Linked DNA regions of Homo sapiens: region 1 is linked to region 2. A link is an interaction called in ENCODE POLR2A ChIA-PET data of the cell type or tissue named here. Cell type or tissue: PC-9. All regions are shown on one strand.

What was found. ChIA-PET counts read pairs that join two places held together with the same protein. Peaks named below come from ENCODE experiments on the same cell type or tissue, not always from the same donor. Only the 100,000 strongest peaks of a DNase experiment are listed, where the experiment ranks them.
Region 1: POLR2A ChIA-PET joins it to region 2 with 7 read pairs; 3 of 35 experiments call an interaction of 5 or more read pairs at or near these places.

Annotation. Positions count from the first base shown.
Region 1 is chr11:128,179,231-128,181,730 of GRCh38, reverse strand. LINC02725 (long intergenic non-protein coding RNA 2725) reads right to left here. Exons shown (of 6, transcript NR_183639.1): 5 at 1,108-1,271. Among named protein-coding and RNA genes, the nearest start is that of LINC02098, 28 kb to the left of the region's middle. In PC-9, no CTCF peak of the experiment used is centred here; a DNase peak (open chromatin) is centred at 1,060; H3K27ac peaks cover 533 bases.
Region 2 is chr11:128,001,620-128,004,119 of GRCh38, reverse strand. No RefSeq gene overlaps it. Among named protein-coding and RNA genes, the nearest start is that of LINC02725, 93 kb to the left of the region's middle. In PC-9, no CTCF peak of the experiment used is centred here; no DNase peak of the experiment used is centred here.

The DNA.
Region 1 (2,500 bases), 180 kb before region 2:
GACTCTGTCTCAAATAAAAATAATAATAAATGACATAATGCATGCTCCTGTTTCTTTCCTCCTACTATATTCTTCACATTGTACTTTTTGTTCAATGTCTGTGTTTCCCACTGGACTATAGTTCCTGGGGTCGAATATGATGTTGTTCTTGGAGGCTGCTATATAACTGACAATCAGCCCAATGCCTTGTACAGAGATGTACCTGGACATACTTCTGCTGAACGAATGAATGAATGAGTTTAACAGTATTTTGTTAAGTATACAGAATTGTTACTTGAGCTTTTGCCATTTCTTGACTGCTAACTGGTTAATTTCTTATCCAGAGAAAACCCTCCTACTCAAAAGTTGTTTACAGGGAATGACGCCCTTGAGTCACATCACAGTGATAAAATATGTACTCGGCAATCCCTCCTCACCCCCAAACTGGCCTCTTGCAATCTCCACCACATGATGATCCCGTGACGTCTAGGAAACAGCCCATTCTGTAGAGAATAAAAAGCTGTCCATCTCTCATTGTTCCTCCTTATAACCTTCCTCTCCTGCCCTGGCTCCTCACCCCCATCCTTTTCTATTTTCTACTTCCTGATCCATCTTGTCCCCAGGCCACTACTTGAAGTATGAGCAGTCTCCCTGCCTTAGGCAATTGATAGGTCCAGGGACACCGAGGTCAGAGCACAGATTGTTTTCCAAGTGTCCCTGAAGCCCCTGTATGGTGCTGGGGAGTCAAGCCCAAGGAGGCAGTTCACAGGAAATGGGACTGAATTTGCAACAAGCGGCACAAAGTGGCACCGGATATCACCAAACAACCAAAACACTCATTGTTTTCTCCCCACCCTGTGACCCAGGCCTGGGTTTATAAAGAGACAGCAGCTGCAGTCCTGGAAATCCCAGGTGAACACTCAACAGAGGGCACTGTTAGAAGGAAGCCAGGTGCTAGGCTTTGAGTGAGGGATGTTGACTGAGATTTCTGGGGTTCCATTTTTGTCTAGAATTATGTTTGCCTAAGCAATGTGCAGGCGATAACAAGATTCTTGTGGAATTTCAGCATGGGAATGGTCCAATTGTGAGTCATTTCCTCAGTTACTTAGTCAGCAACCTGGTACTTACTGAAGGTCTTCTACATGCTGGGCACCAGGCTAGGGGTGGAGACAGACAAGGGAAGATGCTCAGCACATGAGCCTTCAGGCCAAAGTGAGCTTCTGTTCTAGTTCTCATTCTGCTTCTTACTCTCCGAGCAACCTCAAGCAGCTGTATGACCTCATGGAGACAAACTGTGAATATTAAACAGAGATAATACATATGAACATCCAGGGGCTCAATGGGATAATTTATGTATGTATCGAAGTTCCTGATTTCAAGATCTTGGTTATAGTTCTCTGCTCTTAACACTACTGCATAAGAGAATGATCTGGAGAAATTTTAAAGAATGCCAATGCCTAAGTCCCACCTCCAGAGATCCTAGGAACATTGCTCTATTTATGAAGCTTCCCACATCACTTAATGTGCAGCCAGGATTGAGGACAACTGTGTGACAAGACAAAATTAACACATGGCATAATTAGAGAAAAGTTGATCACAACATGTCTGCATTCCCTTTCAAATAACATTAGTCCTGATGGCAACATTCTCATCCAAATTATCCAGATGAGCTTTGCAAATTTCCAACAAACTCGTTGACTATCCAACAATTGTATTAGAGGCTTCTTCTAAAATCCATATTTACCTTCTTTTACAACATTTCCTTTATCTTTAGTAAAACTCTGGCCTCTTTCTCTTGCCTACCCCCTCCTCTGTGGACTGTAAAAATGTGAAAGATTTATCTCCAGAAGCACATTCGAGTTCACTTATAAGTTTCTCTATAAGTTCACTTCCCATGAAAGTTAAAACAAAGACAGCAAGGAGGAGAAATAGAGAATACTAAGTACCTTTTACAGTCCCCTCTCTCCACTCTCCCTCTCTCCACCTCCCCAAAATCCAGCTCATCTGATTTCTATTATGCCCATATAAATGTCTCCTAAGCCTTGGGCATTTGGGGACATTGCCAACTCCACAGCTACTTCATGGTTTCACATTCCCCTTGCTCCTGTAACTCTGGCCCAAAGCACCAACTAAGCTCTGACCTTGACTGTTGAAGACAGCATGAGCATCAAACACTTACATGTGTGTTTTATTCAATAATACTTTTAAGCCACTGTCTTCCTCCAGCAACATGACACCTGCCAATCCAGGAAATCAAATCCCTTAAGAAAGATCAGTAAACAAATCTTCCTGGAAACCTGCATTGGAGGTGAGACAATCAAATGCAACGATGTAAGTAATTATCCAAGGCCATTGCAAGGAGAATCAGGTGCTCCTGTCTCCCACTATGCAACACAAGGCCTAGTTCTCTAGTTACAGAGCACAATGTTGCTGTAATAGCCTAATTGATTTATAATGTTTTTCTCTGTATTGCAGCATGTGTGCAATTAGTTACTGAAAAGGAAACACAGCTCAGCTCAGT
Region 2 (2,500 bases):
AAGAAAAGATGTGTTTTGTAAGCAGAGACATGAATATGCCAAAAAAGAATTTAAAAATTAATGTTAAAAGTCAGACACACTATAACATAAAGAACAATGTCTTTGATGGGCTCATTAGTAGACTGGACAAAGCTGAGGAAAGAAAATCAGTGACCTTGAAGATAGGTCAATACAACTTCCCAAACTGATTTGCAAAGGGAAAACATAATGAAAAAAAATGGTATTAAACAACTGTGAGAAAATGTCAAAAGATATAACTAACATACAGGTATTTATTTTTAACATACAGGTATTTAGAAAACCAGAAGGACAAGAAAGAAAGAACAATAAAGCAGGGGAAATAACTTAAACAATGTCTGAAAAATTTCCAAGCTTAATTGCTAACAATAAACCACAGGTTTAGGAAGCTCAGAGAACATCAAGAAGAAAAAAAAAATAGCCAAAAAACCCACCACATAACTCCAGGAATATCATTTGAAACTGCAGAAAGTCAAAGGCAGAAAAACATCTTGAAGGAAACCAGGAGTAAGGGTGGAAAGATGGGGTTGGAAAACACTCCCTACCTGTAGAGGAACAAGGAAATACAGAGAGATTCTCAGCAGAAACTATACTAGCAATAAGAGTAACATGAAATCTTCAATGTGTTGAAAGGAAAAAAATGCCAGCATAGAATACTATACCTAGAAAATGATTCTTCAAAAGTGACAAAGAAATAAAGACTTACAAAGATAAAAAACAAAAAAACTGTAGAAATTTATTGTTAGCAGACTTTCCCTGCAATAAATGTTAAAAATAAAAAAGTTCTCCAGGGAGAATAAAAATGAAACCCAGAATGAAAACTCAGATCTACATAAAGAAAGCAAGATTTTCAGAGAAAGAATAAATGAAGGTAAAATAAATTAGTTTATGTTTCTTATTCTAAATTTATTTGAAGACAATTGTTTGTTTAAAGTGATACTAGTAAGAATTTACTGGAAGATTACAGCATATGGACAATATAAAGACTAAGGTTAAAAGTGAAGAGATGGAGAAAATCACATAATGATAACGCTAATCAAAAGAAATCTGGAATAGTTATATTAATTTCAGATGAAGCCAACTTCATAACTAGAAAAACTATCAAGAATGAGAGGCATTTTATACTTATAAAGGGTCAATTATCCAAGAAGATGAACTTAAAAGTTTTACGATGTTTGTATTTAAAAACAGAGCATTAAAATATTTGAAGCAAAAAAAAAATCCCACAAAAAAACAAATAGAATTGACAGGAGAAATAGACAAATCCACTATATAGTTGAAGACTTCAACATTTCTTATTCCATTAACTGATAGATAAGCAAGCAGAAAACCAGTAAGAATATGGTTGGCCTAAATAGCACTATCAATCAACTTGGTCTAATTGACATTTATAGAAATCTCCATAAATAATAGGAACCACACCTTCTCAAGTACACATAGAACATTAATCTAGATAGACCGTACTCTGGGCTAAATCATAAAATATGATGTGACATATTAAAAAACAGAAATCATAGGAAATATGCTCTTAGACCACGATGTAATTAAACTAAAAATTGTTAGCTGCAAGATAGCTGGGAAATCTACAAATATTTGGAAATTTAACAAAAATACTTTAAAATTATGCATGGGTCAAAGAAGTCTCAAGAACAATTTAAAGATATTTTGTACTAAATGAAAATGCAACATACCAAAATCTGTGGAATGCAGAAAAAACAGCTTTTAGAGGAAAATATATAGTCTTAAATGCATACTAGAAGAAATCCAAATAGTATGAAACTAGAGAAGGAGCAATTCAATCCTTAGCAAGATAAAGAATAGGTATAATAACAACTAGAGTAAAAATAATGAAATTGAAAACAGGAAATCAATATAGAAAATCAATGAATCCCAAAGCTGATTCTTTCAAAATATCAATAACATTGATCAACCTCTACCTGAAATGAAAGATGGGACATCACTACTAATCCTGCAAGTATTACAAGGGTAATAATGAAATTTTAGAAACAACTTTATGCACACAAATTTAATGATTTAGATTAAATGGACCAATTTCTTGAATGACTCAATGTATCAAAACTCACACAAGAAGAAACAGGTAATGTAAATGGGTCCATAGCCACTAGAAATATTGAGTCAATTACTAATAACTCTCTGACATAGAAAAAAACAAAATTATTCTAAAACTAAAGCTCTGGTAATTCTGACAATGTTTAACCAAAAAATGATATCAATTCTCAACAATCTCTGCCATGTTAGAGGCAGAGAAAATACTTCCTAACTTATTATATGAGGTCAGTATTACCCTAATATGAAAATGAATGAAGACATTATCAGAAAAGAAAACCACATGCCAATGTCAGTTAATATAGATGCAAAAATTCTCAACAAAATATTAGCAAATTAGATCCAACAATGTATAAAAAGAATTATATATAGGCCATAACAAATGGAATTCATTCAAAGTGTACAAGACTGGTTC